Regions from separate parts of the Homo sapiens genome. Here regions 1, 2, 3, 4, 5 and 6 are each linked to region 7. Evidence: chromatin loops called from intact Hi-C (ENCODE). Cell type or tissue: heart right ventricle. All regions are shown on one strand.

The links. Peaks named below come from ENCODE experiments on the same cell type or tissue, not always from the same donor. Only the 100,000 strongest peaks of a DNase experiment are listed, where the experiment ranks them.
Region 1: a loop joins it to region 7, with 2.6 times the contacts of the local background. A loop is called at or near these places in 56 of 110 quality-filtered maps.
Region 2: it touches region 7 in a loop (5-fold over the local background); 64 of 110 quality-filtered maps call a loop at or near these places.
Region 3: a loop joins it to region 7, with 5 times the contacts of the local background. A loop is called at or near these places in 56 of 110 quality-filtered maps.
Region 4: a loop joins it to region 7, with 1.9 times the contacts of the local background. A loop is called at or near these places in 5 of 110 quality-filtered maps.
Region 5: a loop joins it to region 7, with 6 times the contacts of the local background. A loop is called at or near these places in 64 of 110 quality-filtered maps.
Region 6: it touches region 7 in a loop (2.1-fold over the local background); 6 of 110 quality-filtered maps call a loop at or near these places.

The regions. Positions count from the first base shown.
Region 1 is chr4:38,722,834-38,726,833 of GRCh38, reverse strand. No RefSeq gene overlaps it. Among named protein-coding and RNA genes, the nearest start is that of TLR10, 58 kb to the left of the region's middle. In heart right ventricle, no CTCF peak of the experiment used is centred here; no DNase peak of the experiment used is centred here.
Region 2 is chr4:38,060,283-38,064,282 of GRCh38, reverse strand. The region is part of intron 14 of TBC1D1 (TBC1 domain family member 1); the gene reads right to left. Among named protein-coding and RNA genes, the nearest start is that of PTTG2, 100 kb to the right of the region's middle. In heart right ventricle, CTCF peaks have their summits at 1,886 and 2,092 (motif pointing left); DNase peaks (open chromatin) are centred at 2,102 and 3,422; H3K4me3 peaks cover 1,444 bases; H3K27ac peaks cover 2,678 bases.
Region 3 is chr4:38,728,957-38,732,956 of GRCh38, reverse strand. No RefSeq gene overlaps it. Among named protein-coding and RNA genes, the nearest start is that of TLR10, 52 kb to the left of the region's middle. RefSeq lists an enhancer at 1,742-2,111. In heart right ventricle, a CTCF peak has its summit at 1,636 (motif pointing right); a DNase peak (open chromatin) is centred at 1,646.
Region 4 is chr4:38,463,037-38,467,036 of GRCh38, reverse strand. The region is part of intron 2 of LINC01258 (long intergenic non-protein coding RNA 1258); the gene reads left to right. Among named protein-coding and RNA genes, the nearest start is that of LINC01259, 45 kb to the left of the region's middle. In heart right ventricle, no CTCF peak of the experiment used is centred here; no DNase peak of the experiment used is centred here.
Region 5 is chr4:38,067,795-38,071,794 of GRCh38, reverse strand. All of the region lies in intron 14 of TBC1D1 (TBC1 domain family member 1), which reads right to left. Among named protein-coding and RNA genes, the nearest start is that of PTTG2, 110 kb to the right of the region's middle. RefSeq lists enhancers at 2,103-2,242, 3,306-3,805, 3,806-4,000. In heart right ventricle, a CTCF peak has its summit at 2,445; a DNase peak (open chromatin) is centred at 2,419; H3K27ac peaks cover 4,000 bases.
Region 6 is chr4:38,604,586-38,608,585 of GRCh38, reverse strand. It overlaps KLF3-AS1 (KLF3 antisense RNA 1), which reads left to right. Exons shown (of 16, transcript NR_171644.1): 11 at 411-935; 12 at 2,100-2,272; 13 at 2,570-2,659. Among named protein-coding and RNA genes, the nearest start is that of LINC02278, 43 kb to the right of the region's middle. RefSeq lists an enhancer at 3,038-3,334. In heart right ventricle, no CTCF peak of the experiment used is centred here; a DNase peak (open chromatin) is centred at 1,886.
Region 7 is chr4:38,318,301-38,322,300 of GRCh38, reverse strand. No RefSeq gene overlaps it. Among named protein-coding and RNA genes, the nearest start is that of LINC02513, 47 kb to the left of the region's middle. RefSeq lists enhancers at 3,371-3,871, 3,872-4,000. In heart right ventricle, CTCF peaks have their summits at 2,104 and 2,304 (motif pointing left); DNase peaks (open chromatin) are centred at 2,019, 2,300 and 3,300; H3K4me3 peaks cover 2,111 bases; H3K27ac peaks cover 2,752 bases.

The sequences.
Region 1 (4,000 bases), 400 kb before region 7:
TAGCTGGGCGTGGTGGTGTGTGCCTGTAATCCCAGCTACTCAGGGGGCTGAGGCAGGAGAATAGTTTGAAGCCGGGAGGCGGAGGTTGCGGTGAGCCGAGATCGCGTTATTGCACTCCAGCCTGGGTAACAAGAGCAAAACTCCATCTCAAAAAAAAAAAAAAAAAAAAAAAAAGACTAGAAAGATTTGATAAGGGTTCAAGGAAAGGAAAGGAAAGACCCTTATTGGGTATATACTGCTCTGTGTAAGGGCCTCCTTTAGGAAATGGGCTTTGGAAAATTGCTTCTAGATTCTGGAAAAGAGGTCAGGAAAATGTCACTCACTGAGAAACTAGGAAGAAAGCAGTTAATAAGGTGGACTATTTGCAGGTATAAACCATCCCCAAGATGAGTTGTAGACTGATGCCCAGAGGAGACTCAAAATACCAAAATCAAATCCATGCATTGATGAAACATGTATATTTACAGAACACCCTGTAGGTACTGTGTTAGTTAGGGTTCTCCAGAAAAACCAAATCGTGAGACTAAGGTGTGACTAAACTGCAGTGAGTGGCATGCCCAAATTTAGCACTGTCCACCTGGGATCTAGTGACCAGGGAACCCAAACCACGAATGAGGAGGCTCTTCTGGTGCCTGTAGAAAAATCACTAGCACTGTGGGTAAGAACACGGACCCGGCAGCCAGATTGCCTCTTACTGTAGGAAATGCTCACCTTGAATAAATGCTTTACCCTCCCAAGGCCTCACATTTTGGAGCTCTTGGGGCGGCGGGGGGTAAAGTACATCTACTCCATAGATTTGTCATGAGGATGAAATGGGCCATCAGGTGTAAAGTGCTTAGAACAGACCTGGCACATAGGAAGCCTCTATAAGCACCAAAGTGATAAAAAAAAAAAAATTTCCCATTTCTGGAGAGGTGTAACAAGCTGATATGGTTTGGTTGTGTCCCCACCCAAATCTCATCTTGAACTGTACTCCTATAATTCCCATGTGTTGTGGGAGGGACCTGGTGGGAAGTCATTGAATCATGGGGGCGGCTCCCCCATACCATTCTCATGGTGGTGAATAAGTCTCATGAGATCTGATGGTTTTATAAGGGGTTTCCGCTTTCGTTTCTTCCTCATCTACTCTCTCGCTGCTGCAAGAAATGCCTTTGGCCTTCCACCATGATTGTGAGGTCTCCCTAGCCATGTGGAACTGTAAGTCCATTAAACGTCTTTCTTTTGTAAATTGCCCAGTCTCCGGTGTGCTTTTATCAGCAGTATGAAAAAGGGCTAATACATAAGCCTAAAGGGGTTTCTCTGGTCCAGCTGGGGCTGGATAAACCTTGACCCATAGACCCACTGAGGATCAATGCCTGCTTGTAGGGCTGCATGCTGCCCACACGCTTTCGTGCTTACATCAAGGCTTTAGACCCTCATTTCAACGTGGACCATGTATGTAGGTTTCCCTGAGCCTGACAGCTTCTGTGTGCGCACAAGAAGATCAAAGTCCCTGCTAAGACATCAGAGGACCAACCCCCAAAGCAAATGACCCAGGTTTCCATCAGAAAACGGATGGTCCAATATCACATAGCAGCAGAACCAGGACCAGAATTCATTTTTCCTGGCTTCAGTCTTGGGCTTTTTACACCCGGAAAGGAAAATAAAATACTTCCAATGCACAAGAATAAAGTTTCGAGAATGTCAAGGTGCACTTAGAAAGACTCATTTTATTTTATTTTATTTTATTTGAAACAGTCTCGCTTTGTTGCCAAGCTGGAGTGCAGTGGCACGATCTCGGCTCACTGCAACCTCCATCTCCCGGGTTCAAGTGATTCTCCTGCCTCAGCCTCCTGAGTTGCTGGGAAAACAGGCGTGTGCCACCACTCTGGGCTAATTTTTGTATTTTCCTTAAAGACAGGGTTTCACCATATTGGCCAGGCTGATCTCAAACTCCTGACCTCATGATCTACCTGCCTCGGCCTCCCAAAGTGCTGGGATTACAGACATGAGCCACCGCGCCCGGCCTTAGAAAGACATTTTTAAAGTACCCAGCAACTGCGGACTTCCATTTAGATTTTTTCTCTCTATACGGTCTTCACTCATGGGGTGTGGGCTCCCCCTGGATGGGACCCCAGAGAGGGTGGGTGGTCCAGGGTCTAGTGAGAATGGGGAAGGTGGGCCCAGAGGCCAGGCAATAAGACTGAGAGTGGACAGGCCTGGTTTTAGAATCTGGGGCAGGGGTTTGAGAGCACGTGGACTTGAGGAACTTGCAGGGCTTTGGAGAGATTGAGAAATGGGGTTGAGTTAAACAGAAACTGGATGCCAGGTAGGCCCTCAAAACAGGAGTTCTTACACTTTTTCTGTTAGAGCTGCAAGGCATTCTGTGGTTAGGGAGAGAAGGGCCTGGAGGTGCTAGTTTGGGTGTGGCCTGGGAGATTAGAGGGTTGCTGATAAGGCTCGCAACCCCACCTACTTCCAAGCCCTGGAGGTGTTAGAGCAGGACTCAGAGGATGCCATTCTATCAGCAAGGAGCTTAGGTTTGGTCCTATTGACAAAGCCTTAAGGGAACAGAGCCTCTGGGGAGAAAAGGGGCCTCTAGAATCCAGGAAATCTGAAAGAGCTGGAAAGCTTTCACTGTTCATATTCCATTCCATTCATTCCAATCCAACCCAACACATATTTACTAAGCATCTACCGTATACCAGGCCTGGGAATGCAACAACGAACAAGATGGACAGACTCTTCCTGCCCACATGAAGGTTATAGCATACGCAGAGAGACAAATAAAAATGCAATGAAGCTGACATTTAATGACAAATTGCAGTGCAAGCCCTGAGACAGTTGTGATGAAGAATAAAAGAGGAAAGCTGGCCTTAGATGCGGTCATCCCAGGAAGTGACTTTTCCTCTGCCCAGTGGCAGGATGAGGGGCCCCCAGGGGATAAGTGGCTGCTAGTTAGCAACTCACCTCTCTGCAGTTCTCCTCTCTCCAGAGTGGGGCCCTTTCTAATCCTTTTTGCTTCGCCCAGCCCTCTGATGCATTTAAAATATTTTTTTTCTTTTTAAATTACCGTAATCTAGATTTTCCAGTTTTTCTTGGCAGGATCTTTCATTTGCTGTAGGTTACTCCATCCTACACCGAAGTGGTAGGTTTCTTTTTCTTTCTATTTTAACTATACAAATTGTACTTGAATACAGGATTTTTGCAAAAATTAATTTTAAACAGGAGTATATACAGTAAATGGTGACAGTCCTTTTTCTCCCTTTTCACCAGACTTCCTGCCAATATAGGTAACTAAACCCTTTCACCCTCCTTGGTGATTCTCCCCAGTGTGGAGTTGTGACACCCTGGCCTCTCTCTCTGACTTTCTGCAGTGGCTGAGAGAGGAAAAAGGTGGTTTAACCTGGTTGGCAAATTTGGGAAAAATACTAGGTGTGCTCAGCCCAAGGTTTCCCTTTCTTCCTCCTGGGAGTGAGCTGTCTGCAAAAAACACAAATGTTCCTCAGCCTCTACGGGCCCTCCCTAAAGGTTACCAGCTCAGCCCCAGTTCCCCAACCCCCAGTAGGGAAGGCCACTGCCAGTCCTACGCTGCCCTGACTGGGGACAGGTAGCCTGGCTAGATCCTGGGCCTCGGTTATTAACAGTAGGCCATCTGGACCTCACACTAAGCACGTCCTTCATCTTAGCCTTTATCAATAAAAAAGGGGAATATTTTGGAAATTATCTGATGTGACTTTGGTGGGACCGAATTCTCCCTCCAAATCTCAGCTTCAAGAGAAGCTAGGGAATGTAATTTTTAGTTTTCTAGACTTTGCAGTACAGGAAGGTAAAGGATAGCAGGATTTGCCACCCCAAAATATGCCACTTGGGCATAAGGATCCTTTTGAGCTAAAGACAACGGAGAAGATACATGAAAAGCTGTCATCCTTATCCCTATTTGCCTAAAATCAGGACATAAATTTGAACAACAGTTAATCACTGACAATCCTAGAACCTTATCAGTGAAAAGACAGCATCA
Region 2 (4,000 bases), 260 kb after region 7:
GTATTATCCGTAACAGCCAAAAGTGCAAACAATCCAAATGCCTCTCGACTGGTAAAGGATAAACCATATGTGATGTCTCTATACAACGGAATATTAATAAGTCATTAAAAAAGAATGGATTACTGGTATGTATTATGACATAATGAATTTTGAAAACATGTTAAATCAAAGAAGCCAGACACAAAAGACCACATATTATATGATTGCACTTAGATGAAGTGTTCAGAATAGGCAAATCTATAGAGACAGAAAGTAGATTAGGGGCTGTCTATGGTTAGAGGTGGACGGCAGTAGATTGGCAAGTGACAACTACAGGTTTTTTTCTAGGGGGACAAAAAATGTTTCAAAATTAGACTGCGGTGGGTCGGGCTCACGCCTGTAATCCCAACACTTTGGGAGGCTGAGGCAGAAGGATCACTTGAGGCCATGAGTTGTAGACCAGTCTGGCCAACATGGTGAAACCCCGTCTCTAGTAAACATATAAAAATTAGCCAGGCTTGGTGGGGCATGCCTGTAATCCCAGCTACTCAGGTCGCTGAGGCATGAGAATCACTTGAACCCAGGAGGCAGAGGTTGCAATGAGCCGAGATCGCACCACTGCACTCCAGCCTGGGCGACAGAGCAATACTCCGTCTCAAAAAATAAAAAATAAAAAAAATTAGACTGTGGTCATGGTCACACAACTCTGTGGATATACCAAAAAATAACCTCACAACATTGAATTGTACATTTTAAATGAACAAACTGTATAGGATGTGAATTATATCTCAATAAAGCTGTTTTTTAAACAAAACAAATCTATCCTTCTAAAAAAACTCCCTCCTCAGAGCTGATCCAACCCTTCCTTCCCTTGCAGGGCTGCCTGTTTACTGAAGCAGGCAATAGGGTACACAGAGGACCAGGGACCAGGATGAGGCAAATAGGCCCCCAGGGTGTAATCCTTAGGAGACACTCACTCTCAAGGTCCTGGAAGTTCAGGGTCCACACCTGCCAGGCCCTGAAAGTGAATGCCTCCTTACATTTTGCACCCTGGACACGTGCTGGCCTCACTCTAGTCCCAGCCCTGATTTTGAGGCTGCTCATGTTCATGTATGTCCACAAATTCTATCCACCTGGAAATATTTTCAAACTACTCGTCATTCACTTGCTTTAAACTCTTCAATGGCTCCCTGGTATAGGTTAAAATTCAAAGGTTAACAGATCAAGATCACTCACTTTGGACATTCTCCTGCAGGCACACAGGCACACACTCTAGAGTTAGACCAGCCCTAAGGAGGAATCTGCTGTCAGGTGCTGTAGCATCGTCATGGGTCAGCTGGTATCAGAACAGGAGGGCAGGGATTCAAATCCAGGCGATGTGACTCTAGCATCTCAGCATCCAAGCCCTCAGCCCTCTTCCCCTCAGCCCTCCTACCAAGCAGCACTGGCTCAGGTGCTATCTTGTGTCACCAATAACCTTAGCTCCAGCCCTCACACAGTGTTATGGACTGGCTGTTTAAACGCCGGAGGTTCACTAGGAAAAGCTCAGTCAGTGTTAACTCACAATTGTTAACAGGCACAAAAATAGCAAGTCGAGGTAAAATCTTGCCATTCACTGTGACTTCCTTGACTTTTGAAATGACAAGCCAAGAAGCACAATGGGGTGTGGGGGCGGCGCAGGGTGGGTGGGGTAGGGGGCGGATGGGGAGGTGATCAAGTATCTTTAACCATAGAAATCCATGAACAATCAGATTCTTGGCTTGCAATATTTTATCTTGAACCTGGTCTTTGTTCACCACAGAAAAGCAAAGTTATACAGAAAGTAAATTAAGAACAATCTTAAAAATCCACGTCTCTGCCAACTGAAGACAACTTTTTTCTTCCGTGTTTTGCCCATGCCCTAAAACCCTGTAGAAAAAGAAAAACATCTAGATTTCAGAAAGTAGCTCTCCATTCAAATAAGTTGCAAATGAGCAAGGAATATAAATATTATAGCAAGATCAAAAACAAAAACACGCAGGGAAAAAAAAAAAAACAAGCACACTTTTCCGGGATTGGAAAGAAACAAGGGCAATCAAGATGCGGGGAGCAACACTGCCACCAAGTGGTGACAGTTTCTCAAGTCACCCTCTGAGGTCCGAATTGAGGTCAACCCTCTCAACGTGGCAGCAATCAGAATCCTGAGGAGTCTAAAAAGAAAGAATTCAGGCCCAGACCCCATCCCCACACTCACTGACAGTGAGGGAGACAGCCAGGAAGGCATGTCTGGCCCATGTTTTAAAAAATCTCCCCAGGTGCTTTTGGTGCACAGATGTCACTATGCTTGTATTTTCCAGCAAAGTTTCACCTGCAGTTTATTCCACTTATCCACTAAAATTTCCTGCTGGTACGTAAATTATTGAAAACTATATATGACACATGTAAATCATGTTTCATGTAAAACATGTAAATCATGTTTCAAATCAGTTCCTAAGTTTTTCACAATAATATAAATTGGTCATCATAAAGATTCAGATTATATACTTCAGTTTAGGCATTACTGTTTATTACTGCTTACATCTCAATTGATATCTAATATCTAATCCACTAGACTTAATGTTACTATAAACTAGGCATATTGACATAGCTACATCCACAAGACAAAAAAAACTTTGAACTTAAGTTTCACTGGACTATTTCTTATACAATGGGTTTCAAATCAATAAATTATTCTTATCTATATTAGGCTTTTTTTTACAAGACATATAAAGTCTGAAAGCTTCTATTGTTGGTGAAATGCACAATATAATCTGAAATGCTTAAAGGAAAAGTATAAAACTAAATTTAATATTGTTCCCTAGCACATAGAGGTAAATAAAATGATTTTTCCCCGTTTCAAAGTTGGGAGTTGCCTTAAAAATTGTTTCTTAATAACAAAGGATTATCTTTTGCATAATACACCCAGAGAGAAAATTATGGAGATTATGTACTACCAGATATCTAGTCAGAAGTTGATTTTCAGCATTTTTTTTTTGTAGGCTTGACAATTAGGTTAGAGCCCACGGCTGAGAAAACAAACGCCCACACTGTGTCTCCTGTGCTCCATAAGAGATAAGGCCTTGCCTCCCTGGAAAACCAAAGGGCAGGAAAGACGCAAAGCACCATACATTTGGGTTCACCTGGCATATGGTCAAATCTTTCTTTAAACCTTACCATGTTTTTAATCACTGCATTTTCCCCATCACACTCACTCTTTGCTTCTTCAGACAGCACAACTCTTCTCAAAAAATATCCCTGATGACTCAGACTTATTTGAGACTTGAGAGACTCCTGGAGTCCATCACTAGAGACCCAGGGCAGCCTGACAGACAGGCCTAACCTAGGATGCATCAAAGATCTGGACTGGATTTCCCACGGTTGTTTATTCTAAGCCCTGCCTCCTCACAGTGGACCTGAAACATCAGCCTCACTGGGGAGCTTGTTAGAACTTCAGAACCCACCCGGACCTACTGCAACAGAGTCTGCCTTTTAACAAGATTTCCAGAAGACTCCAAGCACATCAAGTTTGTAAAACACCGCTCTAAACCATGATCTGAAGAAAGCCTCTTAATCAACAGGTGTATGAGGTCTTCATCTGACAGATGAGACTGCCTCTATCTGCTTTACCTTCAGTACAGGCCAACGATGGCGATCCACAGTGAGGTTCTGAAAAAGAGAGAAGGCTGTCACACAGACGTAAGCATCCTTACCCTTTACTCAGAGGAGCAAATATGTCTCTCTCATGAACAGACACTTCTCAAAAGAAGATATTCATACAGCCAACAAACATGAAAAAAAGCTCAACATCACTGATCATTAGAGAAATGCAAATCAAAACCACAAGGAGATACTGTCTCACACCAGTCAGAACGGTGATTATTAAAAAGTCAAGAAACAACAGATGCTGGTGAGGTTGCGGAGAAGTAAGAATGCTTTTACACTGTTGGTGAGAATGTAAATTAGTTCAAACATTGTAGAAGATGGTGTGGCAATTCCTCAAAGA
Region 3 (4,000 bases), 410 kb before region 7:
CATTCTGTATGTATGTGTTTATATAGTCTTTTTTTTTTTTTGACAGAGTCTTGTTCTGTCATTCAGTCTGGAGTGCAGTGGTGCAATCTTGGCTCACTGCAACCTCTGCTTCCCAGGTTCAAGCAATTCTTGTGCCTCAGCCTCCCAAATAGCTGAGACTCCAAGTGCCCGCCACCATATACGGCTAATTTTTTTGTGTTTTTAGTAGAGATGGGGTTTCCCCATGTTGGCCAGGCTGGTCTCAAGCTCCTGATCTCAAGTGATCCGCCTGCGTCAGCCTCCCAAAGTGCTGAGATTACAGATGTGAGCCACCAATCTGGCCTATATAGTCTTAAACATGCTCACAATATATATGTTTATGTATCTTTGTAAGCATATGCCTAATGCCTAAAATGGAATATGGATGTATACATGTTTGCACAAATACACATATGTGTGTATATACATAAGGCATATGCATACACGTGAAGAGACATATATATAATCTTCAAATTTTCAAGAAAACAAATTGTTAAATTGAGGGTACTACCTCAGAAACCAAACTTTATTAAATTTTCCCAAAAGCAGAAATAAAAGGCAGTCTATAGATTATTTTGCTATCAGAGACAACCAACAAGCCCAACAACTTTGGAAGTGCCTGGCTGATATGAAAGTTATTCTTTTTTCTTTTTCTTTTTAATTAAAAATTAATTAATTAATTAATTAATTAATTAATTAGAGACAGTGTTTCACTCTGTTGCCCAAGCTGCAGTGCAGTGGTGCAATCACAGCTCACTGTAGCTGCAAACTCATGGGTTCAAATGATCTTCATACCTCAGCCTCTCAAGTAGCGGGGACCACAGGCATGTGTCAATTTTTAAATTTTTTTGTAGAGGGGGAGTCTTGCTAGGTTGCCTAGGCTGGTCTCAAACTTCTGGCCTCAAGTGATCTCCCACCTTAGCTTCCCAAAGTGCCAGGATTACGGGCATGGCCACTGTGCTTGGCTTACCTTTTTTCTTTGAAGAAGATGTTTTTATTGGAATAGAGTTAGCAGTTTCTTCCCTCCTCTTAGTATCTAGAATAATGAGCCTAGTGCGGTGGCTCATGCCTGTAATCCTGGCTCTGGGATTGTTAGAATTTCTGATGCCCGTGAAAGTGACCCTTAGGGTTGAGAGAGAGGAGAAAAGCTTTCTCTTAGATTTTATTAATAACCAAGAGAATTATGATGATGATATTAATAATAGCAATAATTAATATATAATTAACACATAACACTCCCTATGTGCCAGGCACCATTCTAAGTGTTTTGACATTTGCTTTGTTTGTGCCTCAGTGTTTGAGATGTTATCTCGTTTATGTCTCATAAGTACTCTCTGAGGTAGGCTCTAATATGATCATCCCAACTTTACAGATGAGGAAGGTGAGGCACAGAGAGGTTTAATGACCTGCCAAAAGTTACAGAGCAGTTGCAGAAGCAGGATTCGAACCCCGGCAATCTGGCTCTAGATTGCCACATTACCCTTAGCAGTCCTGCTCTCACGCAAGGCCGCCCTGGAAGGACAGGAAGAAGAACCCTCTGAGCCGCGAGAAGGTGCTCCGAGAACCCTCAAGAGGACCCCGGCCCTGAACTAGAAGCTCCGCGTGCCTGGGCCTCCCTCTCCAGCAGGGGGCGCACACAGCCCGCATTTTCTGGACTCCTCTAACCACAGATACCTCGGCTTATTGAGAACTGGAACTCCTGACCTTTTGTGGGAAAGGCTCTGATCTCAAAACTTTCTCTAGCATTCTTGAAGTATTTACAGTGTACTAATCAAAGGAATGATCCGGTACATGGACATAACCAAGGGAATGATTCAGGACCGTTCTTGGAGGACCTACAATGTGTATCAATAAGCAGAAACCCAGGAAGCCTGTATAGGCCCCAAGCTTATAACAGCGCTGCCTGATTCCAGATGAACCACAAACACTCCAAGCCGGGGTTTTTCTCACCACACCCGAAGACATTCTATTAAAATAGCCCTGTTCGTGGGTGGCCTCCCATGCATGAGTCCTCTCACATGGTCTGCGTGCTGATGGGGCTGTGCTGAACTCACCGCATTGGCCTATGGAACACGTGCTGAGGTGTTTTCTCTCTAGTGACCTTTGTCACATCCTTTGCAAGAAATTAGCTCAGAGGAGCAATCCCTGAAGGCCAAACCTCAACCTGCACCAGAGGCAGACAGGAGACGAGGTTTGGTAGAATTTGTACCTCTCATGGTGGTGGGAGGAGGAGAATGGCTCTGTGAAGCGCTCCTTCCACCCTTTTAATGCTGTGCAATAAAGACTGAGTTAGGGGCTCAGGCCTGTAATCCCAGCATTTTGGGAAGTCAAAGTGGGTGGACTGCTTGAGCCCAGGAGTTCCACACCAGCCTGGGCTACATGGCAAAACCCTGTCACTACAAAAAATACAAAAATTAGCCAAGCACGGTGGCGTGTACCTGTAGTCTCAGCTACTCAGGAGGCTGAGGTGGGAGGATCCCTTGAGTCTGGGAGGTGGAGGCTGCCGTGAGCCGTGATTGTGCCACTGCACTCTAGCCTGGGTAAGATCCTGTCTCAAAATTTAAGAAAAAAAAAAAAAAGACTGAATGAGGGGGCTAACTTTGAATGGGGACCTCTCAGACTCAGAGCAGGAACAAAGTTGATTGCCCTGGGACTTTAAAAGTTTCTTCAAAATCCTATACATTTGTCAGCTGCTCTCAGGAGCCTTAGCAGGCTTCAGGGGTCTCTCATCCCCTCTGCTATGGTCTGAATGTTTGTGTTTCCCTAAAATCCATATGTTGAAATCCTACCCCCTAAGGTGATGGTACTGGGAGCTGGGTCTTTGGGAGGTGATTAGGTCATGAAGGCAGAGGCCTCCTGAATGGGAAGAGTGCCCTCATCAAAGATGCCCAAGAGAGACCTCCCACCCCTTCCACCTTGGGAGGACATGGTGAGAAGGCACCATCTATGAACTAGAGGGCAGAACCTCGCCAGATGCCAGCTCTGCCTGTGCCTTGATTTTGGAGTTCCAGCCTCTGGAACTGTCAGAAATGAATTTCTGTTGTTTATAAGACATCCAGTTGGCCGGGCCTGGTGGCTCACGCCTGTAATCCCAGCACTTTGGGAGGCTGAGGTGGGAGGATCACGAGGTCAGGAGATCGAGACCATCCTGGCTAACACTGTGAAACTCCATCTCTACTAAAAAAAAAAATACAAAAAATTAGCCGGGCGTGGTGGCGGGCACCTGTATTCCCAGCTACTCAGGAGGCTGAGGCAGGAGAATGGTGTGAACCCAGGAGGCGGAGCTTGCAGTGAGCCCGAGATCGCACCACTGCACTCCAGCCTGGGCGACAGAGCGAGACTCCGTCAAAAAAAAAAAAAAAAAAAAAAAAAAAAGACACCCAGTTTATGGTATTTTGTTATAGTAGCCAGAATGGACAAAGATACCTTCCAAAGTGGTGTCCTTTCTGTATATACTTTGGCATAAGACATCTGATTCAAAATTAAATGAGAGGGACCATAAAGGGAAATACTCCGTTGCCAGCTTGCAGGGGAGGGCCGTAAAAGATCGCTTGGGTTCAGACTCTGGTTCTGCCTCCTGGGGGCCGAGCAGCCCCTGGGGAAGCGATTTACTTTTCTCTGTACCATGGTTTTCTCACCTGAAAAATGAAAATAATAAAATCCATGCCATAGGGTTGTTGAGTGCATTCAACGAACCCATGCGTGTGGTCCTAAGTGCAGCACGTGGCCTACACAGGAAGCACTCACTGAATCTTAGCTGTTGTGATTTCACCTATTCATGCAGGCCAGGACTCTGAGGAAAAAAGGAGATCTCTTGCTATTGTCATCTTTATTGATACTGCCACACTTTTTTTCTGCTCTGGGTGGCGCTGGCAAACTTCCTGTCTTCCCCAGGAGAATTTGATACCCCTGCCCCCACCTCTCTCAAAGGCAAACACCCTCCTGCCAGGTAGCAACTGGATGCCATGCAGAAGTATTCTCT
Region 4 (4,000 bases), 140 kb before region 7:
ATATAAAGTATGTGCTGTATTCATACAATGGTGGTTATTAAAATATGAAATAAGGAAAAAAATATGAACCTGCTAAGTTTCACTGATTTGGATTGAGGATCAAGGAAGCTGATGAGAGATGCAACTCTCAACATGGAACTGAGCGTGTGTGGTCCTGTATGCATTTTTTTCTCCTACTTGGCTCAGATGTCTTCAACTGACTTTGTGTTCACTGGGTCCTTCTTTCACACAGTCTCAGGGAACTGTCTAGGTTCATGGGGGAGACCCATTAGCTCCAGTGGGGCTGGTTGCCTCAGGAAGTGGAAGTTCAGCTATGGCAGCTAGAGACAGTATCGATATGTTTTTTTCCCCAAGGGTTGGCCTACTTGGTTGGACTGCTCAGGGAAATTCTGAGTTTTTTTCTTTTGGGGGCCACAGGGTGGAGTTGGAGAAGGAGGGTCATGAATCAGGATTTGGCTGGGCAGGTGCTGAGTCACTTATCTTCTATAGATAGCACCCAGCATGCCTGGGGACTAGGAAGCTACATCACCAACATTTCTAGCTGTCAGCATCAGGGTGTTAGCTGGTTGTTTTCCCTTTAGCACCAATTAATGTTCACCTGGATGTTTTAATGTGAATACTTTTGAAATCTCTACTATCAAGGTACTACTTAGCAGTTTAGGTGCCATAAGAAACTGGCTATATTTATGTCTAAAAAGTTTTACAGTGCCTTTTAAAATGTTCTCACCAAAACACTCAAGATTGTATCAGCACTAAGTATGTCATCCACATGAATATCCTTGGAGTCTCACCGTGAATAACGTGATTAAGGAGCATAATGTGTGGCCGCCCAGCCCATTGGGAGCTTCATCAGCCTGACTCTTTAGGTGACTTCCTGGGAGGGAGCAGCATCAACACCCTTCCAGATGGCCTCTGTCTTGGTCCAAGTATTTTTTCTGCCAATAGTAGGACCTACTATGGGGGAAAGTGGAAAGATTATTATTTTTTTAATTAATAAAATTTCTTTTTTTAGAGCAATTTTAGATTCACAGTAAAATACAGCAAAAAGTACAGAGATTTCTCAGAGACCGTTGTTCCCACATGTAAACCACCTCCCCAAATACAGACATCTCATATCACAGTGGTACATTTGTTACACTTGATCAGTCCAGATTGGCACATCATCACCCAAAGTTCATAGTTTTCTTCAGGGGTCCACTCTTGATGGAGTACCTTCTATGGGTTTTGATTAATGTGTAATAGCATGTACCCATGATTATAGTATCATACAGAAAGTTCCACTGCCCTAAATGTCCTCTGTGATCTGCTAATTCATCCCTCCCTCCCACCTACAGTTAAAGGATTTTAAAATTTTATTTAGATTCTTTCTTTCTTTCTTTCTTTCTTTCTTTCTTTCTTTCTTTCTCTCTCTCTTTCTTTTTTTTTTTTTTTTTTTTGAGACAGAGTCTCCCTCTGTAGCCCATGCTGTAGTGCAGTGGCATGATCTTGGCTCACTGCAGCCTCCACCTCCTGGGCCCAGCAATTCTCCTGCCTCAGCCTCCTGGGTAGCTGGGATTACAAGCATGTGGCACCACGCCCGGCTAATTTTGTATTTTTAGTAAAGGTGGGGTTTCACCATGTTGGCCAGACTGGTCTTGAACTCCTGACCTCAGGTGATCTGCCCGCCTTGGCCTCCCAAAGTGCTGGGATTATAGGCGTGAGCCACCGTGCCTGGCCGTGAATATATATATTTCTTTAATGGGCTAAGGAAATTTCTCCCTAGAGAGAAGACCTCAGGTGTGTTTCTGGCTGCCTATCTCCCTCTCCTTTCAGCCGCAGAGGAGGAGGTGGTGGTGGTTGGTGGTGGTAGAGAGAGAAGATGAGAATCTCTCACCATTTTCCCTAACTGCTCTGCTCCCTCTGATCTCTCAGCCATCTTGGTCCAGGGAAGGCAAATCCTTATCCCCTGGAAAATGTGAGATGCAAACAAAGATAAACACTCCAACCTCTCTCCAACTCTCTAGAACAGAAAAAAAAAAAAAAAAGTAAACTATCAAGATTCACACATTTGCAAGAACCGGATCCTGTTTACAAGCACGGCTAAGTCTGGACGGGGCCTGGCTCCTCTGGCTCCCTTTATAAAGCTTGTCCCCACAGCCCCACCCATCCTCATCCTCTTTTGTATAAATTCTGCTTCCTTTGAATGTAAGATAAAAAACTCAGGCACCTATTACTACAGATTTACAATAAAAAACAGCAACAACAACAAAACATTTAAACCAGCAGCAACAATAGGAGGTCAGAAGAAGTAGGTCACTCCTCATAGGTCCTTCTCTGGGTTGAAAAAGTGAAAGTCATCAGCATCTGCCTTTTTTCACAATGTGACCCAAGTTTTCTGCTCTTGTCATAGTCTCTCTATTCAAATGCCTTATGGCAAAACATGTAACCTTACGTTTAAAGCTGACATTCACAAGCACTCACTACATGAGTGCACTCTGCTGTGCACTCCGTTCTCATTTCCTCATTAAGTTTCACAGTATCCCTCTGGGGCTTGGGAAGAGGTGCCTGTGATTGGTTTTGCCACTTTATAGATGAGCAAATAGAGGCATAAAGCAATTGGGGAACTTGGACAGAGTCGCCAGGGCTGATCCATTGTAGACTTAGGTTTTGAACCAGATCAGTCAGTCTTTTTGAACCGAACCAGCCTGAGTTTGCACTCTTAACTACTACAAGATGGCAGCATGGTCTATTAAGGCTGTGCTCTCCAGGGAAGGTCATTGAGGTTAAAGTTGAGAATTCAGGACCTAGAAGAAACTGATGGAGATCTTGACTAGCAACTCTGATTTCCGCTTCTTTATTCTTTTGTTCCCCCACCTCCAACTCAGACATTTTAGCAGGACCATCTTAGCAACGTAATTCATGGAGCCCTGTGAGCTAACAATGCAGCACTCCTTGTTCAAAAATGATTAAACATTTCAAAATGGTGACTGTGAAGGTGGTCTTGCATCTAGCCCTGATTGAATTTGGTTAGTATGTTATTCCAGCATTTTGTCTCTGGAACGCTCTAAATAAACCTCGTTTGGGATGCCCCCCCAGCCCTCAAGCAGGAGGGTCCAGGAAGTGGGTCTGTAGATATTGCCAAGTTCCTATTGGTCCTAGTTGCCTGTGGCCCAAAAAATGAGGCCCAAAAAATGTTGCCATAATCACGCCTGCAGAAAAGTGATGCTGCACACATTTTAAACGGAAACAGTTAATAAAGTTTTTGTTTCAAGTAGTCAGCAATATCTAATTCAATGGACTCTGTAGATAAAATGGCCCAACTTAATCTCTTCCCCAATACAGTAGTCCTCCTTTATTTGCGGTTTCGTTTTCCAAAGATGTGGGGGGTGGCTACTGTATTTGGGGAGACATTAAGTTGGCCATTTATCTGCAACCAACCACAGTCCAAAAATATTAAATAGAAAATTCCGGAAATAAACAGATCTTAAGTTTTAAATTGCACAGTGCTCTGAGTAGCACATTGAAATATCTCTCCATCCTTATCCCTCCTGCCTGGGAAATGAGTCATTGCTTTGTCCAGCGTATCCATGCTGTCTATGCTACCCACCTGTTAGTCAATTAGCAGCCATCTCAGTTATCAGATCAACTCCCTGGTGTCAGAGGGCCTGTGTTCAAGTAACCCTTATTTAACTTAACAATGGCCCCAAAGCACAAGAGTAGTGATGCTGACATGTTGTAATTGTTCTATTTTATTATCAGCTATTGTTGTTAATCTCTTTCTGTGCCTAATTTATAAATTAAACTTTATTATATGTACGTATGTATAGGAAAAAAACAGTATATATATATAGGGTTCAGTATTATCTGTGGTTTCAGGCAACCACTGGAAATCTTGGAACATATCCCCCAAAGATAAGGAGAGATTACTATAGCGAAAAGAATAAAATACACATCCACTTATTATATTTAGTTTATGCAAAACCTCTTTGGGTGCATAAAGAAGGAACAGTTTTGGGGGCAG
Region 5 (4,000 bases), 250 kb after region 7:
AAGTAGAATTTATTGAGCTCCACAGACTCAGGGTATTATGAGAGATTTAAGCAAACAGAAGAACTTTTCACCCTGCCATCTGAGAACCTACAGTGTGCCAAGGACTACAGAGACAGAACCACACCACTTCAGGAAGAGTAAAGCAGCAACGGCATGAGGCAGGAACCATTTCTGCCCTACAGTGGGTAACACAATGACAGATCACAATCAAAGTAGCTGTGGCAGTGGGCTGGAGTTTACATAAATATGGGGTGACCTAAGGCTAACTTACCTATTACAACTTCAAAAAACAGGTTTTAATTGTATAGGATGAGTAATGGGAGAAGATAACTTTGATGTCTTTTAAACCATCAAATATCGAAAAAGAGATATAAAAATGATGGGCTTTTAAATTTTTTATTAAATCCATTCCCAAACTATTCCTGAAACTATAAATATAACAAACTGAAATTTTACTTCTGCTAGATCTAGAGAAATGTAGACTCTCAACAAGCATTAGGCAACACAGTGCTTTTGGACACTTGGGGGCTCTTTCCCAGGGGTGGGTGGGGAGCAGGCAGGAAGTGACCATGGATGGCAAGGCTTCAGAGGCACCTGCAGCTGCAGCTGCCACAGTAAGAGCAGGGACAGGAGGGCCAAGAACAAAAGAAACCCTTCAGACAATGACCACTGTATCTGTACCTTTGGGGGCTTGATTTCTGCAAATCAAGGGTTCCATGTTCTCAGCTCAAATCACTGGTCATGCCAAGTTGAATAACTCCATAGAAGAAAAGGGGAAAAATCCCCAAACAATCATTTGCAGTTCCAGCCCACAAGAGAGAAGCAATTTTAAAACTGAGTCCATTTCCAACAAATCTGAATACTGGTTAGCATCATGATTCACAATGGAAGTATGTCTCCATCTTAAACTTCTATGAGAAGATGAGGTTTTCTAGAAAGACTAAATGTACTTCAAATGTTTCTCCCTTAATTAGAAATTAGTTTTTTCTACCAAAAAAGTCACTACAATACAAAATTGAAACAAAAGGCAAAAATATCACCTATCACCACATCTTCTTGCCACTTCTGTAGAATATCAATGCTCTCTTTGTATTCTTTCTCCATGTGTATGTTTTTTTTACATACTATAATCTCAGTAGATACAATAATTTTTATAGAAAAAATGCCCACATTTGGTAAATATTCCAAAATCATATACCCCTTTATACAAAAGAAACCAAGCACCATCTATGACCCAAACTCTGCACCAGGCCACTGTCCTCACCAAGCTTAAACTAGGATTTAGATATGAATCCCAAGTGTTTTCCATGGCTTGGCAAGATGTGGGCGATGCAGGAGCGTGTGAGGCCTCCCCATGGCCGGGTCATGCCGAAGGTCCACGTGGGAACCTGGCAACAGCTCTTCAGTCTCTCCTCTTCCAGCGACACCTGGACCATCTTTGGTTGTGTAGTCAGCCACATGACAACTATTTTGCTTTAAGAATCCCAAATTCTTATTACAGGATAAATATATTAATCAAATGTTGATCCTAGCAGAGGGATCTTTGACAGAAAGTTAGCCAGCTATCTGAGCACTTTAGTAATAAGAAATTCATGCCACTCACTCATGTACAATTTCACCTACTTTTAGATAACCACTAACTGTTACAAAGCTAGGGATTCTCATTACTTTCATTGTCCTGATTCTGCCTTCGGTTGACAAGCAATATAATTACCAAGAACACACCAACTTATGGTGGCTGGAGGCTATGCCCTCCCCCTCCAGCTCTGACCCTGCTCCACACCTCCCACAGCCCAGATAATGGCCTAGGACAGGGGTGGCCAATCTTTTGGCTTCCCTGAGCCACAGCAGAAGAAGAATTGTCTTGGGCCACACATAAAATACACTAACAATAGCTGATGAGCTGTAAAAAAACAAAACAAAACAAAACAAAAAACAGAAAAAATGAAAGAAAGCAGGCCGCGGGTTGGACAAGCTTGGCCCAGGGGTTCCCTGATACCACGGTGCCTCCATACTTCCCCCACCTCTCCCTGGGTAAGTGACCCTGAGCTGGGCCAATCATTTCTCCCTCTCGAAACCTGGAAGAAAACACAGATTGGCAGCCAGCTACGTGGGTGCCCCTGAGGCTAACAGGTCATACAGATCTGGGGGTTGGCATGACTGCATATAGTAACAAGCAAGCTGGGTGAGCTGGTGTGCAGAATAAAGAGACCGAGAGGAAAAAAAAATTACATGGCCTCAAAGAGAGATCCAGAGAGACAGCCTTGGTTCCTGACAACTTCCTAGTTCCCAGCCTTTACCCTTATCTTGCTGTTTAAAAGCCTCCTTTTGATTAAGCTAGTTTGAGTCATTTTTTTGTTTCTTGCAACTAAGCAATCATTGGCTGAGACAGGCTCACATGCATCTGCTTCCTGAGCGTTCCCAGAGCACCGCCTACAGGTAGGGGGCTAAGAAGCTGAAAACAACTTCCTCTCACAAGGAGCTGAAACCTGATTAAACAGGCGAGAAGGGAACATAATCAGGGAAAACAAACAGGTTGGTGATACTCAATCAGTTATGGCTTAATGGAAAGGGGAGTGAGATGAACAATCAAGATTCCAGTCCATTCTACCACTGACTGTATGACCTTGCCTGTATGACCTTGAGTGGACCCCTTTCCCCTAAAGCCTCTATTTCTTCTTCTGCAAAACAAGGAACCTGGATACATGACAGTCCCCACTTGCTTTTAGGATTCCTTGAAAGCACTGGGCTCAATAGCTTTTACATATCCAGTAACACTAGTTTTAGGAGCAGTGTGGGTTGTAGAAAATCTTGACTGCCTGAAGTTTACTTCTTTAGTCAGGAGACAGTACAACACAAGCACCACCCTGAAGGCTGATGGTGCCACATTTGTGGTTCTGAGTGACGGAGCTGGGGGGACTGGAGATCTCAGAGTTCACCACCTTGAGCAGCATGTCCAAGAGAACTTTCTGGGATAAGGGAATGTTCTAGAGCTCTGCTCTCAATATGGTAGCCACTCTCACAATATTGCTGAATGTTCTTGAGCTCTGCTTACAATACGGTAGCCACATGTGGCTCTTGAAATGAGGCTAATGTGAGGGGCTACATTTTTATTACATTTAAGTATAATTAGTTTGTATTTAATTTTAAATAGTGATATGTGGCTGTTGGTTACTGTACAGGATAGCACAGATGCGAGGTTGAGATAAATAACCCGAAGACACAGTAAGACGCTCTCCATCGGGGCATACACAAAGCCATAAAACATCAGGCACAGAGAGGCTGACTACGCCTGAGGGGTAAAGAGAAGAAATGGTGACATCCAAGTGGCCTGAGAGGATGAGGAGAAGTCTGTCGCTGTTAATGCACTGTGGGTTTGGTGAGGAGGGGAGAAAACGAGCAGGAGTGTCCTGGGCAAAAGGAAATGATCTATGCAAAGTCATGGCTGCCTGAAGAAACAAAAGCTACCAGGGAATGCTAGAACATTCCACACAGGCAGAATCACTACCTTCCTGCCTCTGGTGGCTGCACGTGACCAGCCAGGTAACTCGGTTTCAGATAATGAGACACAAATGGAAGTACACTAGGGATTTCCGCGACAGTTTTGCTCTCCAGATATAGAGGGGTCACCCTTTCCTCCTTGATATCTCCTGTTTTGTTCTGCTTGGAACTGGAGGGGAAGCCAAAGGCGAAGGAATCCAAGCAGAGGAAGCAGAAGAACAGAAGCAGCCAAGCTCGAGGGTGTCACCACTGAGCCCCAGGGCCAGCTCTGCTCTCTCATCATCCAGACCTCTCGTCAGGCGAGAACAATCCCTCACTGGTACATCCGCGTATTGGCAGGCAGACACAATCTCTAAATGATGTGAATTTTGGTACCTGGAGGTGAAAGCCTGGAAAATGTGAAAACGGCAGGACAGAGAAACCTGGGCCATGGGAGGTAAGGAGGGCCATACCTGCCACCCACAAGTGAATGGAAACTCGGTGACTTTTCGTACTACAA
Region 6 (4,000 bases), 290 kb before region 7:
GATCTTGGCTCACTGCAACCTCTGCCTCCTAGGTTCAAGCGATTCTCCTGCTGCAGCCTCCCGAGTAGCTAGGATTACAGGTGTGAGCCACCACACCTGGCCAATTTTTGTATTTTTAGTAGAGATGGAGTTTCACCATGTTGGCTAGGCCAGTCTCGAACTCCTGACCTCAAGTGATCCACCCGCCTCAGACCCCCTACATAGCTAGGATTACAGGCATGAGCCACTGGGCCTGGCCTTATTTCAGAATCTTAACCCTTAAACTCTGACCACATGCCCTAGTGAGGGAGGCAAGCATACCCAGAGAGGTCTTAAGATGCCTGAGGTGCCAGGAGAGCATGGAGATGCCTGGGAAAAAGTATCATATACATTTGGAAACTTGAAAATTGACATATGATAATGGACTTTAGGAAATGAATGTGTAGAGGAAGAAGTCAGGTGATGCTGGTGTCCTGGGGACCACTCCACGGAAGGAGAAGACACTGGGAATAGAAGACCTTTGAAAATCGTGATGGGCTTAAAGATCCCAGCGCAGGTCCCACCACTTATTCGCTCTCACCTGGCATCTCAATCTCTGCATCTGTAAAAATGAAGAAAATAATCCATCTCCCTGGATGACTTCATGAGATTTTTTGTAGTCATCAGTGAGGTACTGTACATAGACGTGCTGTAAGGACGAAAAGTTCTTCACAATAGGATGCATGGGAAAGCAAGCAGGGAGCAGTGGAGGAGGCTGAACCCAGAACGTGGGCTGAGGATGCTGGGAGGGAACAGGGTTGGGGGCTGAATCCTAACAGGAGGAAGCTACTGAGCTGCTTCTGTAAGTTGGGCCTGGATGGAAACCCTGGAAGCAGTAACTCCAAGAAAGATTCAAAAGTGGGACAAGAAGAGCAAGAACCAGGAATGGAAAAACTCCAAGGAACATGAGTGAAGAGGTAGGTGCTGCAGAGGAGCCCTGGTTGGGGTGTCTAAGTCAGGGATTCCTGCCCCAGCTCTGACCTGAACAGGTTCTTTGACCTTGAACACATGGCTTCCACTTTCTGGGCTTTGGTCTTCTCCTCTGTGAAAATGATAAAGTTGGCCTAGATGAACCCCACAGCACCAACTAGGAATGGCAAATAGTGCTATGTCTTAGCCCAGGTCCAGGGCTGTGTGGAAGTGATATGGGAGGGGTACAGGGATGGGTAGAGAAAGGCAGGGTCCCTGACAAGGGCTCCACCCTTGTGCCTGAGCCCACGGACCTAGGTGAGGACAGGCACTCCTGTTTCCTTGCCCAAATGTTGCATTTTCCAAGTCCACCCTGGCCCGTCACGCCCCCAATCCTGTGCCTATAAAAACCCCAAGACCTTAGCGGGCACATACACTAATAGCTGGACATCAAGAGGAACACACTGGCAGAAGCACACACAAGTGGCTGGACATCGACAGGAACACACTGGCAGAAGAACACATAGACGCTGACAGACCATCAACAGCAGAATGACGCAGAGGGTGGTCGGAGGAGAGCCTGGCTGCTGAGCGGCCCGACTCCAGGGGAAGACCACCTTCCCACTCCATCCCCCTTCTGACTCCCCATCTATCTGCTGAGAGCCACCTCCAGCATTCAATAAAACCTTGCACTCATTCTCTAAGCCCACACATGATACAATTTTTCTGGTGCACTAGGGCAAGAACCCGGGATACAGAAAGCCCTCTGCCCTTGTGATAACGCAGAGGGTCTAACTGAGGTGATGAACACAAGCTGCCGGCAGATAGCAAAGCTGAAAGAGCGCACTGTAACACACGCCCACTGGGGCTTAGGAGCTGTAAAGACTCAACCCTAGATGCTGCTGTGGGGTTGGAACCCACGCTCCCCGTGACCTGCCCATCTGCCTGCTCCCACTAGGGGTCTGAGTAGCAGGCACCGAAGAAGTGAGCCACGCCCTCTTCACACACCCTTTGAGGAGGACAAGGGAACTTTTCCTGTTTCAGAAAGTTGTGTTGAGAAGAATGGCAAGGCTAACAGGGCAGGTGTCCGGGCGGAGGGGCGGAACTGGCTGTTGGCATGTGGTGGGGGAGATGCTTCATCCGGGTCTTGCATTTGTTCCCTCTGACACCAGCCTCGAAAAAACAGGACACTCACAGTTCAGGAAACTACCAAGGGTCCAAGGAGAGGCCTTGCTTGGCCGTGGTGTGGTCCTGCAACTCCAGGGCAGACCTAGACTCATGGGAAAGTCCCTGCTTTGTGATGAGGCTGAAAGAGGATGAGTGGGGAGTGGCCGGAAGAAGAAAGGTGACTCCCAGGGTCTGGGCCAAGGAAGGGTTTTGGAAAGGAAAGGGGACTCACAACAGGGCATGCTTGGGAGGTATTAAGGCTTTCAACCCTCGCCAAGGCGAATAACATGAGACTGTAAGTTAGCTATATATAGTGTGTAACCTGAAAATGCCTCCCCTTGCACCACTTGCACTGTTGAACTTATAGTGAGTCCCTCTGTGGAGGGTGGAGTGGGGGAAGAGGTTCTGCTGGGGACAGACAAAGGTAGGGAAGCACTCACTGGCTTTGAAGAACTTCCTTGCTTTTTATGCCTAGGGTGTAACCAGAGACCAGTGTCAACAAGGAATCTGGCTTGGAACGCTTTTGTCTGCAGCCCTCTTTGGAGCGTGACTTGCTCTTTCAGAGGTCAGTGAATTGTAAATTGTGTAATTTCAGGATCTGCCTATGCAGGGTCAGGAGACTTTTGAGGGGGTTGGTGGGAGAAGCATGGGTGGTGTCACTCAGACACCTAGGAAACTCTTGACCTGGTCTATCTTTAAGACCAGGTCAGCCATATGAAATCCTTACGTTGACAGGAGGGCAGAAAATATATGTGGTTTTGGGTGTTAACATCTGAATTTGCTGTAGCAAACGGATCTCTGGCAAGTCTCTGAAGTAAAGTAATTTCCTAAGTTGAGAGGGGGCAAAAGCAAAACAGTCAGTTATTTGGTATGCTTAATCACACTTTTCTGGTTGTAACTGTGTGTTGTGGCCTATGAAAGACCACACTCTGTGCTCTGAGGAAGGGTACTAAGCTGGGAGGTCCTAAAGGTTGGGGCTAGGTCTTGATCATTTTCGATCTGCATTTCCTCTCCCCTACCTTCGGCTTAGCAAAGGATTTGACATTCATGCATGCACTCAGCAAAAATCGACTGGGTATTTATCTTCTTCCAGCCACTGTGTTAAGTCCTGGGGCCATAGATATGTACAGAACAAATCAGCTCTTGCTGTCTCCAGAACTTAATCTACCCGGGCTAGGGGGAGGCAAACAATGAAATTAACATATGATATGTCAGTTGGCAAGACTTGCTACCAGAAAAATAAAATAAAAATGAAGAGGATACAAGAGAGAGGGGTGGTATCTCTGGGGAAGGGCAATTGGAGCCGAAGTGAGGGAGCGAGCCTGCTGCCCGCTGAAGGAAGCTGTCCAAAGCAGAGGGGGTGTTCTGGAAAGGGTGGAGGGAAAGTGGCAGAAGGTGAGGTCAGAGGGGAATCAGAGGCAGAGGCCGTGTAGACCTTGTGGGCCTCATGGGTCACTCTGAGGATTTGAATTTTTTCTCTTTATGAGATGGGAAGCCTGTGGAGGGTTTTCAGAAGCAAGACAGGATCATTCTGGCTGCTGTTTTAAACAAATTGAAGAGGGCAAGGGTGGAAGGAAACAGGATACAATAATCTAAGCAAGAGATGATGGTGCCTCAGACTAAGGGTTTACCAGATTCTAAATATTTTGAAGGAAGAGCTGGCAAGATTTTCTGATGGATGGAACTGGAAGGAAAGAAGTAAAGATGAGTCAACATCTTCAGTCTGAGCAGCCGGAGGGATGAAGCTGTCCTTTACTAAGATGGAGAAAGCGGGTGGAGGAACAGGTTGGGAGGTAGGGGATTCAAAATTTGGTTTTGGAATTGTTAAGCCTGAGATGCCTCACAGAGTGGAGCTGTCTAATGGGCTGCTGGATACAGGAATCTAGAGTTCAGGAGGGAAGATGGG
Region 7 (4,000 bases):
TGTGGTTCTTAAACCCTAGTGTGCATCAGAATCACCTAGAGGGCTTCTTAAATCCCAGAATACCAGGCCTCATCTAGAATGCTCTTCCCTCTTCCACAGTTCCCTCTTTCTCCTGCTGAATTCCTCAGTCAAGCCTTCTCTATTTCATCCACCTCCACCTCCACCATCATCATCACCATTATCATCACCAACACATATTGAGTGATTACTGGCTCCATCCCACCGAATCCTCAAAAAAAAAAAAAAAAACCATGGCAATAGGGAACATGATTCTCCCTATAGCATATAGATAATAAAACTGGGGCTCAGCTAGGTCTAGAAACTTGCCCAGAGTCACATAGCTAGTAAATGGTGGAGCCAGGATTCAATCCTGGCAGGCTGACTCCAGTATTGAGGCTCCTAGCCCCTGAACCTACTGCCTCATCCAAGCAGAGCCTTCCTTCCTCAAAACACTCCTCCCTGTCATTTACATATGGAAACACACATACCCTAGAATGTGATGTCTCCCTTACCAGAGTGAGTTATTCAAGGGTGGGTCTTTCTTTCTTTCTTTCTTTTTGAGAATCTGGCTCTGTCGCCCAGGCTGGAGTGCAGTGGCATGATCTCAGCTCACTGCCACCTCCATCTCATGGGTTCAACCGATTCTCATGCCTCAGCCTCTGGAGTAACTGGGATTACAGGTGTGCGCCACCATACCCGGCTAATTTTTGTATTTTTGTAGAGACAGGGTTTCGGCTTGTTGGCCAGGCTGGTCTCAAACTCCTGATCTCAAGTGATGCTCCCCCACCTGCCCGCCACGGCCTCCCAAAGTGTTGGGATTACAGGCGTAAGCCACAATGCCCAGCCTCAAGGGCGGGTCTTTATCTTTATTTCCTATGCCTAGCACCTAGAGGGTACTAATCAATGTTAATTGTTAATTACTTGTGCTAGAGTGTTTGCAAATAAAAGGTAAATTTTCTGATGGGTTCTTGGGCCATACGAAGTGAGAACTGTACCAGAAGATTGTAAGTTCCTTATATAGATATCATTTTATATTGCAGATACATAGATACCTCTATGATGATATATACCAATGATACACAGGTATCATCTTATATTAGGGGAAATCCCGTGAGGGGTGGCGATCCAAAGATTATTGCCATCTCTCTTAGTGGGTCCACATCTTATCCATTTCCATCTCAGCTACTCTGAATACTTCTCTAACTTATTCAGAGTGAAGGGAGTTTTTACCCCAGAGCAGAATGAAAGCAGAGATGCCTAAATGGTAGTTTTACAGGAAGCTTTGGTTAACGTCTTTTCTACTGGTCTAGAAAAATACCCTAGGAAGTCACCATTTTAAACAAACAAACAAAAAAAATCACAGGAACAGGTGCATTAGAATACAAATCTCATGTGTATTTGGAACCAAGACCAACGTTTTCTGTACATAACCACCATCAAAAAAAGAATATCAGTTGTCTTCTATATCCAAATCCAAAGTGCAGGCAAACATCAGCTTTTGGTTCTTCTCTGTTTTCCTTTGAATGACACTATTGCCAGCCAGCCCTCGGGGTTCTCCACTGCTGCAGTTTTGAAACTTTTCTTTCCCAGGTTAAGAAACTAAAGTTGTAATGGAGAAAGAAATGGGAGAAAGCTACATCCCAGAGCAGAGGTGACCTGCCAGCACTCTAAAGTTATTCTAGACCTAGTACAGGCTCAAGCTTAGGACATTTGTTTCTTTTCCACCTGACTTCAAGGAGCTTGTCAAAGCGCAGCCTAAGTTAACAGGCTCTGTCAATGTGAGTACCAGAAGCCAGGCCGCCACCTGCGCTGTTCCAGAAGCCAGGGATACAATGAAAAAACACAAACGTTTCTCCCCATTTTGCTGTATACATTCCAATTCTTTCGCTAGGGACTGTACAAAATCCTGTCTTCTCTGGCAGGTTTCAGGTGGAGGTCCTGGGATGCTTGGACCCAGGACGGCCCATAGTGCGGGCCTCTGCGTCCTCTCCCCCTCACATAGGGGCAGAGGCCAGGAGGCCTGGATCCTTCCCCAGCAACCGTGTGGAGGTTTTTACTTCCTCTGATCCAGGGGACACATGTAATCTTTTTCTACAACTCCCTGAGGCTGGTTTTTCCCACCCTACAAATCAGTAAGCATAAATTTTTGCAGAGAAGCCTGGAGCCATGGGTCCTAAGCATTCAGGCAGCCAAAAAAATTAAATTTTCAACCGGAGCCGGGTAAGGACACATGGTCTCAAACGTTTCCTGCCCAATTGGAGCCGCTTTCCTCCTCTTGCACACTTGCTCCCCCTACTGCCTGACGCTGGAAGTGCAGGCCTGGCTCCGAGGCAAGCTTGAACGCCCCAGCTCGGTCCTGGGATGGCCAGGGTGAAAGCCAGCAGAGCAGAGAGGTTGCCAAAAAAAAAAAAAAAAAGCAATAGTACATCTTTCATAATTCTCCCACTGCTCTGGGGAAGGCACTAAGCTAAGTCTTTTCTTTACATTTGAAGAATAAACTCTGTAATAAAGATTGAATAAAAGTCTTCCCTGAATAAAGTTTTGCCAAATAAGTTAAAGTTAGGTCTCCCTTAAGGGTTCAATAAATGAAAAGAACTTCAGTTTTAGATTCAGACCTCGTGAAATCCCCAAGCCCCTTTGGATTTCAGACCCTTGGAACGCAGATCCAGGTTTTGCGCCTTTATGTGATGCGTGAACTTGGACATCTTATTTAATCTTTTTGAGCCTGAGTTTCTTTAACTGTAATTTGGGCATAATCATATTGTTGGTCTCATAGTGTTGCTGTAGAACGTAAATGAAAGAATGTGAATGCATGAGAAAAGACTTTTACAACATAAAAATAAATGTGAGCTGTTTCCCTTCCAATCCAACGCACACACACCCCTTTTCCATCTATCTAAGTGGAAATGGCCGTCGAGGCAACCTAAACCCCTAAAAAAGGAAGTAGGGCAAGGAAAGCCCGGTCACAAACAGGAAGTAACAGAAATGCCACTGAGAAACATTCAGGCAGAAGAAAGAAAGAAAAACAGTCCTAGGCTGTGTTTTTGAAGATCAAGTTAGATTTAGTTAATGATTTGGGGCGTTGCCAGCCCGACTTGACCCCCTAAATAGGGGGTTTTCAGAGATGGTTAGGAAATTCTTGACCTCGATTTGACCTCACGAATGGGAATTCTCACTCTGCAGTTGGTAGGTTCCTGCCTTTTTAAATGTAGGTCTCTCCTCCTTTTCCCCTGCGGCCATAGGAGGGGCCGAGCGCTCAGCCGGCTGGGAGGAGCTGGGGCTCCGCCTGCCCTCCCTCGCCGTGGGGAGCCGCCCTGCAGCGCCTCTCGGGTTACTGCCTCCCTTCCTGGCTTCACAAACTCGCCACATGGTAGGTTGGCTACTTAAGGGAATGTAAGAAAAAGCACTCAAGTGACGGCATACAAAGAAGTTTTACAGCTCTGGAGATTATGTCAGATTTTCCTTCCTAATTTCTCCTTAGAGGAGACAAAATCCTAGATTTTTTTTTTTTTTTTGAAGGAAAGGGGAAAAAAAACGCAAAACGAAAGGGAAACATATTAACATATCAGGACACATTGTGCTGTTTATTCTCTTGTTTTTCTTTTCTCATTTTTGAAAGCTCTTTCAAGAATCTTACCGCCTTTCTTGTCTTTTCCTTAATTTTGTGTGTTTTTAAGGTGGGGAAGGGAGAGGATTAGAAGCCTGTGAATTTTGTCAGGACAAGGCCTTCCTAAGCTTTTCATTTGTTTGCAGAACCAGAGTTCCTTCTCTGGTCCAGATGAAGAGACTAGTTCCTACCTCCTTCGCCTATACCTCTTATTAAAGGACCCCTCCAACCCTTGTCAAAATGCTTGGTGAAAGTGAGAGTTGGAAAATCAAGAGATCCACATCCATCCTTTGAGTGACCCTAGTCTGCAGACAGTGTCAGAGAGACAAATACAAATATTCTTAAGATGGTATCATGTCCCATCTTAGGCTTGGTTGTTTTTCAATGGCCTCC